Regions from separate parts of the Mus musculus genome. Here region 2 is linked to region 1. A link is a loop called in an ENCODE intact Hi-C map of the cell type or tissue named here. Cell type or tissue: heart. All regions are shown on one strand.

Region 1 (8,000 bases):
ATTTGAACTTGGCTGAGTTTTACTCCCGGAGTCAGGCTTCGGATCCTAACAGTCCATCCCTGTAATTCTTGGAAGTAGAGTTGTGAAGATTTTAACATAAAAGTGGCAAGATGAAACTCCCTTTGCTATAGAATAAAACAACGAAAACAAAGACACTGTCTTCCAGTGTGATTTCACTATGGAGATCACTTACTTATTCCAAATAATAAACCAATTAGCTTGTAAGTGTCAGATGACACTCCCTCCAGGTACCCCTCCCCAGCCCATCAAGGTAAATCATGCATAAAGCTGTGATTTACACTCATAACCTGTTTGTAATGGGGGCGGGGAGCACACTGCAAATGTGCTTCAGCTGAGAAATGTTTAAGTTGGTGGATTGTCTCATAGGAACGAATGAGAGGGCCCCTTGTGAACAGCAGTGTGTCACACTGATGGCTTGCATTTAAATTACTCCAATTAATCTTTCCAAGGAATGTGTGAGGTCATTATTATTTGGCAGATGGGAAAACTGAGATTCAGGAAGACTCATTAACTTTCCTAAGACTGCAAAGAGCAGAGCCAGAATACAAACCCAGTTTTGGCAGCATCCAGAATCCACAGCTATCCTTCCAGGGTACCAAGAGATCACCTGGTTAAACGGTAAACAGGCTGAGATCTGTCGTGAACCATCTTGAATGCAAAGCAGCAGACTGCGCTCCTGGCAAAGATACCGTCTGCTGCTGATCAGTGCAAAGAAATGGGTGCAGAGGACAATGGAGTGTTGAAGTTTTTGGCTTGATGTCTGGGTAGATGTGTTACATTTACTGGGACTATAGTTTGCTGGAAAAACTGACGATGGAAGAAAGTAATGAGTCTAATTTGAGACATACTCAGTTTGAAACGACATTTGAACTTACAGAAAGAACTGGCTAGAAGGCATGGAAGTCTCAAGAAGGAAGTCTGGACTGGATTTAAGAGGACTCAGTGTACAGATGGGGCAGGGGGAGCCTGTTAGTGGTAAGATTTCTCAGTTTGCCAAGATAAGAGGAGCCAAGGACTATGAGAATTCTTTAAAATGGCAAAGAGGCTAGAGCTTGAGACTGTAGAGTAAGTGATCAAGGAGATGGGACATTCAGGACAGACAGGAGTCTCTGAATGCAAAGCAGAAAAGACTCTCAGACGGCAAACAATGCCGCTATAATGACAGTTCAAAAATGAAGGCTTGAAAGAGATACTGTGATAAAAAGTATAGTAAGCCAACTGTACAAGTTTTTAAAAAATGTTTTACTAGAGGAATTTATAGACAATGTCCTCAGATCACAAACAAACCTAGGTTTTTACCATCAACAAGTTCTCCTCAGACCATTCTCACTTCTCTCTGCAGTCCAAACAATAAATTCTCACCAAAGGGGATGGTGGTGGTGGTGGTGGGGACTTGCTAGTAGCTCGCTAGGTATGTATCCCATGATCATTTGAGATGAGTCAAATCACTTGATGAGCTTGAAGGACGGCAGTTCAGTGTATGTGGTTGAAGCAGAGCGGATGCAGGAGATGGCTAGGAGAGACCGGGTCCTAAGAAATGCCTGGGTGAGTAGAACCCACTTAACTTAAGAGAACGCATTAGGGGACTGAGCATAGGAGAACTAGGGGATTTGGGTCTGACATATACTTTAACAGAAGTACTCTAGAAGCTTTCCTGAGGATAAAGTATGGGAACAGGGTAGAAGCACGCTCTGGAAGATCAGTTTGGAAACTTCTGGGGCCAACATGGGATGGTAGTGGCTTGGGCTGGACTGAGAGTGGTAACAATTCAGGCAAAAGCTACAATTGGAAGCCAAAGTCTATAGAAAGAATACTGGACTGGAATGAAAGTGTACATTCACACAATTTCCCCCACTCCAGAAGGTTCGTTGTTTTTTTTTTTTTTTTTTTTTTTTCCTCAGTAAAAGCTGCCTGGCACCTTACTTGGTATGTAGATGGACTGAGACCAGAGAGTAGAAATCACGAAAACTTGTATGATGAGGGCCAAGTGGTAGTAGAGAAAAAAGTAAAGGCAGAGAGAGGCTAAGGCTGGAGTCATATCCATGAGGAGACTCTACCCACCGCAAAGATGAAGCGACTCCTGGCTACAGTCAACTTTGATCTGGTAGCGCCAAATCGTTCCTCAGTAGATCCTTTCAATATTAATAACTTTCCCAAACTCCCCATGGTAGAGTTGTACTTTGAATACTCATTAATGAAAAAAAAAACCCCACAGAACAACGATTTTATTAGATTTTAATTAGAACAGTAAATAAGTTGCAATTAAGAAAATATCTCTGGACACATTTTGATGTCTCCAGCCTCTTCCCAGTGTTTGGTGCCCGTGTGGGTGAATGCATCTTTTGAAGCCCTGGAGCCGATTCTGCAGCACACAGGTGGGAAACCGAGCCACTCTGCTTGTTTTCTGAGTAACCCGGGGGCTTTTGCCCCTGCTGTTCCTTTCAGGAGGCCCCTTTGTCTCTGTGTTCCGGAGGGCAGAGTACAATCCTGCTTGGAAGATTTCTCAGTCCCTGCGAGATTCCACCATCCTCTTCTGGATCCCAGTTATCACTGGTTTTTGTACTTTGCACTCAAGTTCCATTTAAACAGTGATTCATTTACAGCTTGTATTCCTGGACACCCAAATACTTCAAATACTCATCTTATCCATGTATCTGTAGGCATATCTTATCTCTTCCGTGACCTAGTGTTATTTTAGCCTGGGGTTATGTCTCCTTTATCTAGTTCCCAGAAGTCAACCGTTTGGTACTGAGTAGCTTAAAGTGTTTCAGAAGCTGGACGTATCAAGCTGTGCTTAAGGAAAGAGATTTAGGATTAGCAGGCAAAATAAACAAGAAGAAAGAGTTTGGTCTTAACAAAAGGAAAGGCTTTATGAGGCTTTGAGATTTCAAAAAATGGGATAAGTTACCATTTAAATAATGAGTTCGGGGTAACTAACTATAAACAGTCAAATCATTTTCCATCGAAGCTCAACTTCCATCGAAGCTCCAAGCAATGTGACGAGTATGTGACATGTAGTATCATGTACAGTCTCCACAATGGTCAAGAAGGCATTTTGGCAATCCCATTTTTTCTCACTGTAGGCTAGGTACCTCTCATAAATGCAGTTTATATATAACAACACATAGTTTGGAATTCAGTCCTGTGTGGTGATGTCTAAACCTGGGCATTTAACACAATGGCTCCACGGTGTAGAAGGGACTCCCACAATAGTAGAATCCATTTCTGAGGTGACAATAGAGTAGAGAGTTCCAGGGAAATGCAGAAGGCCTAGGTAGCATTCTCTGCACTTGGCATGGTTTAGCACACCATCTTCTCAGAGGAGAGCCCAAAGCTGGCATGTTGAGTAAGAGATGGATCCGTCTGCACTGAGACACCTGAGAGAATATCATTGAGTTTAGCCACACCCATACATTTTATTTCAAAAATAATTGAATAAGTCTGTACTGGCTAGTTTTGTGCCAACTTGACACAGCTGGAGTTATCACAGAGAAAGGAGCTTCAGTTGAGGAAATGCCTCCATGAGATCCAACTGTAAGGCATTTTCTCAATTAGTGATCAAGGGGGAAAGGCCCCTTGTAGGTGGGACCATCTCTGGGCTGGTAGTCTTGGGTTCTATAAGAGAGCAGGCTGAGCAAGCCAGGGGAAGCAAGCCAGTAAAGAACATCCCTCCATGGCCTCTGCATCAGCTCCTGCTTCCTGACCTGTTTGAGTTCCAGTCCTGACTTCCTTGGTGATGAACAGCAATGTGGAAGTGTAAGCTGAATAAACCCTTTCCTCCCCAACTGCTTCTTGGTCATGATGTTTGTGCAGGAATAGAAGCCTGACTAAGACAAAGTCCAAGATCAGAGGTATCTAATTTCTCTGTTGTTATTATTGTTGTTGTTTGAGATGGGATCTCATGCAGGTCAAGCTTGCCTCAAACCATTCTATGGCTGAGGATGGCTTTGAACTCTTGGTTCTCCTGCCTCTATCTCCCAAGTGCAGGGATGACTGGCATGTGTCACCATCAATGGTGACACTTTATTTTTCATTAGAAAACATCCAGCCACACACCGAGGAGCCAGGACATCCCTGTCAGTGTGCAGGGAACATTCTAACTCTCTGAGAATAAGGCAAAAAGACACACACTATGCCACAAAGTTACCACAATCCTCAGCATGGGACTAAAAAAAAAAGTAAGAATTTAATTATTTCCCTTTTCCTTCATACTTTCTGGATGTGTACGCAGTTTACACGATCCCTTGGCTAAGATGACATAAACCTGTAAACTGGCAATGGAAGTGCACACCTGTGATTCCAGCTCCCCAAGGGACTGAGGCAAATGGACCACAGACTTGATAGCGTTTCATCTAAGAATATACGGGATACTATCACATGTTTCTATGAGGCATCAGTCTAATCTTTACCAGAGGAGAAGGCCATATTGTCTCAATCACTTCTTTTTGATGTTGTGTTCAAGGAAGTGCACGTAAGAGATGATATCGAGCAGCCCAAAAATACTTCATGAACTCCTCGTATTCTGTAGGATGTTTGCTCCCTCAGCTGACCATCTGATTGGCAGTTGGAAGGCTTGCCACCATATTCTATTGTTGTGGCTGTTTATTCTCACATTCCATTAAGCATAACCGAAGAGAGCGTTATTTAAGTGAATATAGTCATCTATTTCCACTGAACTATGGCCTTAAAGAAACACACACACACACACACACACACACACTCACACACAATCTCTCCACTTCCTTTGGGAAGACATGTGACTAACTGCTTTCTCAGCAAGCCACTTTTCCTGAATCTGAGTTATTTCCTTTCCTACAGAGAAAAGTTGCTGCCATCACTTCCACCGCTTTTGTAATGGCCTTTTGTGTGTACCGTATATTCCTTAAGAGAGGAGTTTTTTAAAAAAATGTCTCTTCCTTTTTTCTTATTTAGGCAAGAATTGTTTACTCTAAAGGAAAAAAAATGTAATGTTTTCAAAAATCTGCATTTGTGGAGATTTCTGGTACAAGAGAGTTCTCTTTAAAAGGTCCTTTAAACAAGCGTTTTAAAAATCTAAACGTAAGAGAAACACACTCTAAGCCCAACATCACCCGAGTATTCAGCAACTTCCTTATCTCCTGGGCTCTTCTTCAGCTTGATTTTTGATCAACCTTTCTCTAATGGTTAACTTTGAAGTTTGTCCGGCTGCCTTGTTATCCTGTCCTGATAGGCTTTGTACCAGGCTATCCTGATAGGCTTTGTACCAGGCTATCCTGATAGGCTTTGTACCAGGCTATCCTGATTGATAGGCTTTGTACCAGGCTATCTTGATTTTATTCCTCAGCTACCCCATCTCTCAGCTGTCTTTGTTAGGCCCTCTTTGGATCCTCTAACTGACATGTTCTTTTCTCTCTGTCATCTTTCTCCATGGGTAACTGGACAGTCCCCACATGTCCTCGCTGACCTTCCAGACTCATCTATCTGGTCACCCGCTGTTGTTCTCACATTCAGCCTGACTGGGCTGCTCTGAACTCCAGTCTCATGCCTCCTACAAAGATCTTAAATGTCCCCTAAAGTCAACGTGACCTAAGTGAAGTCAACCATTTCTGCTTTCCTCGCTTATTTCCAGACACGAACATCCAATGACAAGACATTGGGTCACCATGCCTTCATTTTCTTGTCTGACATCCCACATGTGTATTCCCCTGATCCCATTCAATTGCTCTCACCAGCTCTCTTTCTAATTATGCCTGAGTGATTATCTGGCTGCCTAGTTTCTTACCTGGGCTACGCATAGATCTAAACACAAGAGAAACACAGTCTAATCAAGCCCAACTTCACCCAAGTATTTAGCAACTTCCTTATGTCCTGGGCTCTTTTTCAGCTTGTTTTCTGATCATCCTCAATAACAAGAAAACACCCAATGTTTATTTCATCTGTTCATTCTAACCAAGAGATTATGTAGAATGTGTACAAATGCAAAAAAAAAAAAGTGACAGAAAGGGGAAATAATTAAATTTTCATGCCAGAGATTTATTATAAAACAACAAGAAAAAAGATGCTCATTGTCAGCTATTGGATGGAACTCAGGGTCCCCAATGGAGGAGCTAGAGAAAGTACCCAAGGAGCTGAAGGGGTCTGCAACCCTATAGGTGGAACAATATGAACTAACCAGTACCCCCGGAGCTCGTATCTCTGGCTGCATATGTAGCAGAAGATGGCCTAGTCAGCCATCATTGGGAAGAGAGGAGCCTTGGTCTTGCAAAGTTTATATGCCCCAGTAGAGGGGAATACCAGGGCCAAGAAGTGGGAGTGGGTGGGTAGGGGAGCAGGGTGGGAGGGGGGTATAGGGGACTTTCAGGATAGCATTTGAAATGAAAATGAAGAAAATATCTAATAAAAAGTTGAAAAAAAATAAAGAAACCACCCATGAAGTATTCATTTGACTTGAAGCCTTTGATATATCCCCATTTCAAATAAAGACTCCAAACTCCCTCATATATCCAGCTGCTGTTGCTTTGCCATGGCCCAGATTCCACATCCTTACCTACCACTGCAAAGGCACACACACTAACTTTGAGATGACCTTTGCAAGTGTTTTCTTGCACACACTGTTATTATCTCTACTTGAAATTATTCCCTTTTTTCCCCTGCCTAATAATTGCTGTTCCCCACAACCCCAAAGTTAGCTCAAATAATCCACCTGCAGCTCTGAGTTCGTGTTATCAGTTCTTGCACTAAAGCTCTCCCACTGGCCCTACCTATGCATTAGCAGTATGGGCTTTGGATTTTAAATGCTAAATAGTAAAAAGTAGTGTTTAGAAGGCAGGGGATGTCTTCTTGTTTGGCTTGTGGCAGGCCTTTGCTTGCTATTTGCTGACCACACTGAACTAATGCAAGTCTTAACCGCGGAGGAAGCGATTTCAAGTACCAGCTCTACGCGTAACGGCTACGTTTTCTCCCTTCCAAAGAACTTTATCTGCCTTCACCCTTTTCATACATAACTGGAGAGTCTTCTGAAGTTTATGATTCAGACCGGAAGCAAGGGCAGTGAATATGCAGTGCCTGAATTGAGAGTCTGAGGAGTCTGTCAAAGATGAGCTAGTAGTGAGGCATTGGCCAGCTCTTACCTGCCTTATTCTTTATACAACATTATTGAGCACAAGACAAAAGAGGTCAGGTCCAGGAGCTACAGAATACTGTGTGCACACAGTCAAAGGCAATTTCTCTCTTTCCCAGAGGGAAGAAAAATGGGGGTACCCAGCCTTCCTCTCTACAATCTCTTGTGGAAGAGTACTCAGAGAACTGTTCCCTTACTCTTGATCTAATTTAGTCAGTTGCTGAGGAAAGACTACAGGTTTGCCTGCGTGTCACGGCAACAGAGGAGATCACTTTTGGAGAAAGAAGGGATGCAAGAAGCAGCAGTCACTCAGTTTAAAGCCAAAACTGGGGATTCCTGGGGTTTAACAGGATGCTACTTAGCACGTAAGTGAGTTTGCTCAATTGCCTTACCAAGATGGGGTTCCAGCTGCAAGAAGATATGGAATGCACGTGCCCAGAATTAGGACTTGAGTGGTTTGGAGATGTGAAATCAGATTTTCCAAATCACTAGGCCTAAAAGACTCAGCTCTGCTCTTCAGAGAGAGTAGAAGTCAGGGGACCTGATTCTCAGAGAGCATCAATAGCTAGCCTATGTTAGCAAATAAGTAGCAAGATTACAGGCCCCCAACAGCTACCACAGGGAGATGGAGAAAGACACAGAGATAAATGGATAGAGTGCAAGGAAGGAGAGAGAGGAAGGAGAAAGAGAAACTTTGATAGCAGCAGATGAATATGACATCTCTTTCTATTTTCTTTCTGTCTGGCCCCTCAGCTCCTGCCTCTTGAGAAGTAATACATACCTACTCCAAAATCCATGTGCTTGGAGTATAAACATTCAGAACTGCACCCGGGTCTCTGAAATAGTCCCCTGAACTGATTCAGGACTTCTATCTTTTGAA
Region 2 (8,000 bases), 140 kb before region 1:
TAGGGAGGTTTAAATGGTGGACCCTTGCAAGCCTTCAGCTGGAGGAACTTAGGTTGTTAGTGAGTTCCCTTCAGCAGCCTCTCCACCCATTCCAGTATCCTAGCTCTGTCCTAGAAGAAAAGGAATGAAACCCCAACAGAGAGAAGAGGCGAAGAAACGCAGGGTACTTCCAAGTTGGCTTCATCAAAGTGGTGATAGGTTTAGTCTGGGGGAGAAATGAAGAAGGGACTTCCTCATGGTCTCACCAGGAGCACAGTTTCCCACAAAACTTCCTGGTGGCTACAAGCCACCCAGCAAGCCCTGTTTTCCTGCTCGTTTAATTTTTAGGTAACAGAACTATGGCTGAGCAGTCCAGACCAGTTGGTCCACAGCTTCCGGAGGCTCTTGCACCATTCACCACGTCAACAACTATCTTCAAAGTGAGCTAAAATCCACCTAACCCTTGGAGGAAGACAAGAAATAAATAGGCCCAAGGACAGGAATTTAGACTTAGTTTAACCTTGGAAATTTTAAGTCTTTAGCAGAAATGCAAACTCTGAACTGGGTGTGGTGGCGCTCGCCTGGGATTCCAGGACTCGATGACTGGGGGGGGGGGGGGTGTTCAATCTCCCACTGAGAAGAGAGATAAGTTTTGGGATTCAGTGTCAAAATGCCAAAAGAAAAAGAGGAAAGGAGAGAGAGAGAGAGAGAGAGAGAGAGAGAGAGAGAGAGAGAGAGAGATCTAACCTCTGGATTTTGTTCTTTCTTCTCAAGTCAGCAAGGCCTAAAAGCATCCTGTGGTTATCTTCCCAGCCTCCTTTACATCCTCAGGTGGAGATCAATAGAATCGGGATCATCAGTTCTATAAATACATGGGTGCTGGAGGGCAAAGACAGAACACATTCCTCCCATTCCTCCACAATCTCTCTCTTCTGCCATAATACAAGTGGCCCAGCTTAGCGAGGTGTGCTCACCTCCGCCTACAGTCCTAGGGCTCCTGAGGCAGAGGCAGGAGGATGATGAGTTTAAGTCTAGACTGGGTTTACAGAGTAAGACCATCCAACCAGGAATTGAGAAGCGCAGCTCCATGGCTTGTCAAGCATGCCCAAGGTCCTGGGTTCCTTCTCCAGAACTCAGGGCAAAGACGGAGCATAGCAGCCTACAGGGAAAAAGTTTCTAGACTCGCGGTTGGACAAAAGGGCTTGAGTTTGCAGTAGAGGAAGAAGGGGTTTGTGATTAGGTTTTTAAACAAGGCTTGGGAAGAACCCAGCGAGTTTTAGGAGACAGTGACTACGAACTAGGGAAGAAGTGGTCTGTGTCTGATGCGAGTGCTGGAAGAGACCACCACACCTCTCTGGTGCTTTCTCAAGGGCTCTTGCTAATCTCGCCTTCTGAGCTGTGTTCCTCTAGCATTGCTTTGTCTAGATAGCTGTTTTCCTCTCCAAAGCCTGAATCCCCAACACTCCTAAATTCTCAAGCCAGTACATTTCTTTCAGTACTGCTGTGCCCTGCCTCAACCAAGGGAGTGGAGAGAGGTAGAGTCCTTGGTGGGTGGGGTAGCTAGCTAAAACAGGGCAGCCTAATCCAGGACAAGATAGCACCATGAAAAGCCATTTGGTAGCAGTGGCTCCCGAGTCCTGGCTAGTCCCTCCTTTCTAAACAACCAGTCACTGCTACTATGTGCAGAACCCAGGCCTCAAGATTGTAAACTAGGTAGGTTAGACATCCCATCAGAAGCGTTCCTGGAGCCTTATCAGCTATCTCCAAGGGATTTTGGCAAATTTTCTGCCATTACTTAGGTTGGAGTTATATCTACCTCCACCCTTCCCCTCCTGCTTTGCCTGATTAGGGCCAGAAATTTTTTCATCTTTATAGAGCAACAGCAACATTTACTATTCATGAAGTTGCCCCTCCATAATTTTTAAAGCTTTCCATGTGCCTGGAAGCTTGCTCGTTTTTGCTCTTCTCGGTTTACAGGGTGGCTCCCTTTCTTCCAAACACAGGCGAAGAAAGAGGAAAGGGTGGGAGGGGGTGCCTCGGGTGGAGATAACATCCATATTTTTTAACTGTTTTTAATCCAGTTAAATTTCCCTTCGGATTCACACAGCTCCCATCTGAAACCGACTACAGAGCTGAATTCCAGACTCAGGATTAAGTGGAGGAGAGCAGGCAGGAAGAAATAACAGCCAGCTCTATGCCGCAAAGAGAACCGCTACGTTGGCAGGGTCTCCAAGGTTTTAAACACAGTTTAGTCCCTCTTCTTGAATTCTTAATCCTTCCAAATAATTTACAACAGTCAAGAAAAACAGCATTCAAACGCTTCACGATTTAAAACAAGTTTGTTACGTGGCTTGGGCAGATACTTTTCTTAGGAATGCTGGTATAAGACAAAGTTCACATTTTTAATGCCCTGTGCTGTCAGTCAGCAGAAAATAGCTCCTCGGAGGCACAGACCATGTCCCCAGCCTTTGTCGCACAGTAAAACTGAACATCATTCAGGAGTTTATTAGGTGGTCAGCAGCCACACCGCGCATTCCCTGGGATGTCCCCTAAGCCCTAAAAACTAGGGCTCGTGTACAACACACACACACACACACACACACACACACACACACACACACACACACACAGGGACTCGTTAAATGTCACAGGATGGGCGCCTTGAGTCCGACCCCAAAGGTAAAATGCATTCCTTGGAAGCATTCCACAGATGTCAGGCCACAAAACCCGCTGCTCTCCCCGGAGTACACTGTCTCATTTGTAAGATTTCCCCAGCGCCCAAGGTCTGCAGCCAAGGCAGGGATGGGAAGAGAGGAGCCAGCAAAGGAGAGAAGTAGGTCGCAAAAAAAGAAAAAAAAGAAAAAAAAAGAAAAAAAAGGAAAAAAAGAGAAAGAAAGAAAGAAAGAAAGAAAGAAAGAAAGAAAGAAAGAAAGAAAGAAAGAAGGGACCGAAGGGAAGGGGGATGGCAGAGTTACTCACGGACTAGCTAGTGCTTCTGTGGAGCCAGCATGACTTCCCCGCGCCCGAAGCCTCAAGGCTGCAGCGCCGAGGACGCGGAGAACGCCACTTAAATAGCCGCGCGGCCACTCCCGGTAGAGATATGGTTCTAATCAGATGCTGGCTCTGAGGACTCTCCAGGAATGTGGCGGCGGGATGTTTTTGCTGCCTGGACTTGGTAACTCCCCCTCAACGTGTCTGCCGAGTCTTCCAAACTTAACTGTTTATTAACTCGAACTAAAGCCACGGAGATCCGGCGCCTCCTGCGCCTCCTGCGCCCCGTGCGCCCGGCCAGCTGGGGGCGATCGCAGAGACCCGGAAAAAGGAGCGTGCACACAACCCGGGCCAGGAGCCCCACACTGCCTTGGGCCAGAAAGGGTGCACGTAAGGACAGGAAAAGGGAAATTCTGGAGGAAAAGGATGGGATCCTCTGAGCTGCGTTTCGCAGATCCGTTCCCTGGATTGCCACTTCGAGTGGCGTGGCACGCGAACTGCGAACTCATCCTAAACCGCCTGGGGCATTTTGAACAAAGACGCGCCTTTACTCCTGACTTTCCGTTCCCGGGTCCAGTCTGTCCTTTCTAAAGCTGGGCATGTGACTGGATTGTTACCTTTAAAGAAAATCACTATTCTTTAATTGTGAACGTGCTTAAACAGGAGGGAAATCTATGTGTGCCCAAGTAAAAAGATGCCCTGTTATTGAAATTTAATATCACGCTCGAGCATATTCTCGCTATTAAACTGGCCTAAACAAAACAAGTTAGCCTCCATATAAATGATCTACATTTGTGATCATTTCAGTGTATATCCACCCACACGTAGATAACATGACTTTGTCTGCTAGTTTCTACAGCATTTCTTATTCCTTCATGAAAATATTGAGATATGTGAATAAGTATTGGAAGGTGTTTCATCGATGCTCAGCTGTGGATAGCCCGGCAGAGCAGACCTTGGGAATCCTATAGAATCTCACAATTTCTTTTCTGTATATTTTAAAGTCAGGGGACAATTGTTAAATAGTCACAGAAACAGTGGTGCTTTTCAAGTACTTAAGAAATTAAGCTTTGGGAAGATCCTCCTCCCCTTCTCCCTCCTTCCCCTCCCCCTTCTCCCTCCTTCCCCTCCCCCTTCTCCCTCCTTCCCCCTTCTCCCTCCTTCCCCTCCCCCTTCTCCCTCCTTCCCCCCTTTTCCCTCCTTCCCCTCCCCCTTCCTCCTCTTCCACTTTCTTATTTAGTCCTTTTTTTCTTGTTCCTCCTCCTCTTGTCTGTTTTTCCTTCTGCTCCTCCTCTTCTTCCCTCTCCCTCCTGCCCCTCCTCCCCTGTTGTAAGCAGAATGTACTGACTATGAAAATGACAAATTGTGACTTGGATGGAAACGGGTTATTGATTTTATTGAGTAAGCAACACAATGGATTTGCATTTTACCACTGAGAATCCAGGGTTCAAATTGGGCTTATGGTGCACCAAGGATGTATTTTGTGGTCCATGCCTAGCCCCAGCTGCAAAATCACTGTAATTTGAGGTAGCTCAATGAGAGTGGCAGTTTCTGCTTGCAAGTAGGTCAGGCTTGGAGCAGCCCTCATGCAGGGAGAGTAAGAGACACAGAGCAACACAGCTGGTCCAGGTGCTGCCCCTACCTGACCTCTGGATTCCCTTCACACTTGGGTGTGCAGAGTAGAGGTGTGTGTGTGTGTGTGTGTGTGTGTGTGTGTGCTTCCAATATTCCTCTGAGGTAATTTTCTATGGTTGAAAAAAAAAGGATTTTCAGTGAATGATGGAAGGTCTACTTTTCAGTTCTATGAAGGCACAAGACATAGGTGCGAACTTTAATTCTGCTAGCTCTGAGAACATCACACTTTGATTCTCAAATCTAGTAGTCTAGAGAAATGGTGTCATTTCAAAAAGTTCAAAAATTAGGGGAAAAAAAGGTAGTTCATTCACACAAACAGGGGCTCTGATAATATAAAAGAAACAAGTCTACAGACAGACATGAATCATTTCTCAATGTGGAAGTGGCCACTTAGGCCTTTGTCTTTATCTATATAGTTGAAAGATTATTATCAAAATGTGTTAACTTGCTCCCACTAGATGGAATGGATTTGCCTTAGAAACCAGAGAAAGAAAACGATTTCATCTGCTGTGAACTGCAGTTGTGAAGCAGTGATGTGGACCCAAAGAGCTCATTTGTGAGCAGCAGGCTCATAGTGGCTGCTTAAAGCGAACACCCTTGTGTTAGACAGAAATCTAAAGAGCCCACAGTAGAGAGTTCTGGTTTTGCAGTGTATTTTTATACCTCTAGGGTGCTGATATTGGTCTTGGCAGTAGTTCAATGTCCTGCTCACATTATGGGGGGGGGGGGGGATGAAAATAAATTTAACTCTTTTTATCCCAGGAGGTCCTGTTTCTTACCATTCCTACCACATCTAAGTTGATAACTTTTCAGTAAGTCTAAAATGAACATCTCCACATAAGAAACACACACACACCAAAGTCCACCCCGGTGTTCATCACCACTAAAATTTGTTTAGAGAATTAAAGTAGGAAAAAAATTAAATGCAGTGCTTTATAAACCAAGGTCCCCACATAAGGACAGTCGTTTGCACAAAAACCTGCCCTGTGGTAGGGTGGGGTGGAGTCTGGACTGTGTTCCCAGCCGAGAAAGGGGTAGTTAATCCCGTGACAGCTTGCTGAAGAATGCATGGTTTATTATTAAAGTAATCTCTTAAGGTTTTCCTGGAATGTACTCTCACAGCAGCTCTGCCTATGCAGGCTATCCTATGTATGTCTGTTCTTCCATGATGAAAACTGTCGATTCTTAGCTCAAACGTCTGGCCCTTTCTCTCCTACCCCTCACCCCTGCCTATTCCTCAGCTGCTCAGTGTTCCTCACACTGCCTGTTTGAATTGTGCTTATTTCCCGTGAACGATAGATCGTATCGGCCTCAAGGAAACTGTCCACTTCTCTGCTTATTGGACACATAGAGCTATTCAAACCAAACAAAGCAAGCATGGCAAGATGGGATCTGTCTCTAGTCCTAACTATTCTGGAGGCTGGGGCAGGAGGATGAGTAAGTTCAAGAGGGGAAAAAAAATATCAAAGAAGAGTTGACTGAGATTTATCGGGTAAGGTCCTTCTTTCTGCGTTTTCAATTTTTTAAATAAATAAATAAATAAATAAATAGGCTGTCAAGTGAGAAAGGAAAAGGAAAGAAAAGAAAATCCCCAAAAGGAAACAAACAAACAAAAAGACTGTTGTTTCTACAAAAAGTTCCTTGCCCTCCACTAATCCTATATATTTAACACTGAAGAAAAACAGATGCCATCAGAATCAACTGCTGACAGGGATAACCAAATATTGGGAGTTGGTCTTTATTTTTGTTATCCATTCATCCCATCCAACTCTGCTTTTTTCCTCCCTCCCTCCGCATTCTCTCTCCCTTCTTCTCTCTCCCTCCTCTCTCTCTCTCTCTCTCTCTCTCTCTCTCTCTCTCTCTGTTTCTGTCTCTGACTCTCTCTCTCTCTCTCTCTCTCTGAGAATATTTTTGGAACCTTGGAAGACAGGTTTTTTTTTGTCTTTCGGTTTTCTGACATTTGTTTTCTTGCTACATTCCTTACGATGCCACAGGATTCAATCTATTTGCATGTGGCCTGTAGTAATAGTGAAACTCTGATGATGCCACTAGAATACTTGGGGAAACTGGAACACCTTGAAACAGACATTTAGCATTCAATATTGGGCCAGCAAGATGGTGCTGTTTGCAAAGCCTGGCAAAGTGCAGCAAAGTCCTTGCAAAGTCCCAGCTGCAGGACACACATGACAGGAAAGAACTGACTCCTAAAAGTTGTGCTTTTGGTTCCACACACATGAGCAAGTATGCATGCGTGTGCATACACAAAAACTATAATAAATACAAATAAATAAAATTCAATATCATATATTTATATAGCTAATCACACTTCACTACACTTTGTACATAATGACAAGTAATAAAGGAAGAGAGTATTTTAATATGATTTATCACTCAAATAAATATTGTTTTATTTAGCAACCAAGCCAATGTGAGTTATCAAAAATTAAAATATACTTAGCATTGCAAATAAAATGATAAAAGGCACACAGCCCTGCAAGAACGTTGATAGCAACCACGTAGCCCGTTTTCTACCTTATGAAGAAGAATCTGAAAAATTCCTAAACAGAACAGCAATGGCTTGTGCTGTAAGATCAAGAATCGACAAATGGGACCTCATAAAATTGCAAAGCTTCTGTAGGGCAAAAGATACTGTCAATAAGACAAAAAGGCCACCGACAGATCGGGAAAGGATTTTTACCAATCCTAACTCTGATAGGGGACTAATATCCAATATATACAAAGAGCTCAAGAAGCTGAACTCCAGAAATTCAAATAACCCCATTTAAAAATGGAGTACAGAGCTAATCAAAGAATTCTCAATTGAAGAATACCAAAGGGCTAAGAAGCACTTGAAAAAATGTTCAACATCCTTAATCATCAGGGAAATGCAAATCAAAACAACCCTGAGATTCCACCTCACACCAATCAGAATGGCTAGGATCAAAAAATCAGGTGACAGCAGATGTTGGCCAGGATGTGAGAAAGAGAAACACTCCTCCATTGCTGGTGGGATTATAAGCTGGTCCAACCACTCTGGAAATCAGTCTGGCGGTTCCTCAGAAAACTGGACATATTACTACCAGTAGATCCAGCAATACCTCTCCTGGGCATATACCCAGAAGATGTTCCAACTGGTAAGAAGGACACATGCTCCACTATGTTCATAGCAGCCCTATTTATAATAGCCAGAAGCTGGAAAGAACCCAGGTGTCCCTCAATAAAGGAATGGATACAGAAAATGTGGTACATTTACACAATGGAGTACTACTCAGCTATTAAAAACAATGAATTTATGAAATTCTTGGGCAAATGGATGTATCTGGAGGATATCATCCTGAGTGAGGTAACCCAATCACAAAAGAAGTCCCTTGATATGCACTCACTGATAAGTGGAT

Evidence for each region. Hi-C counts contacts between places; a loop is a spot of excess contacts. Peaks named below come from ENCODE experiments on the same cell type or tissue, not always from the same donor. Only the 100,000 strongest peaks of a DNase experiment are listed, where the experiment ranks them.
Region 2: it touches region 1 in a loop (6-fold over the local background); 11 of 42 quality-filtered maps call a loop at or near these places.

Annotation. Positions count from the first base shown.
Region 1 is chr15:6,239,112-6,247,111 of GRCm38, reverse strand. No RefSeq gene overlaps it. Among named protein-coding and RNA genes, the nearest start is that of Gm16311, 67 kb to the left of the region's middle. In heart, no CTCF peak of the experiment used is centred here; a DNase peak (open chromatin) is centred at 4,751; H3K27ac peaks cover 230 bases.
Region 2 is chr15:6,381,891-6,389,890 of GRCm38, reverse strand. Dab2 (disabled 2, mitogen-responsive phosphoprotein) reads right to left here and starts at 3,143. Exons shown (of 15, transcript NM_023118.5): 1 at 2,959-3,143. In heart, a CTCF peak has its summit at 3,265 (motif pointing right); DNase peaks (open chromatin) are centred at 1,570, 2,690, 3,290 and 5,620; H3K4me3 peaks cover 3,032 bases; H3K27ac peaks cover 2,930 bases.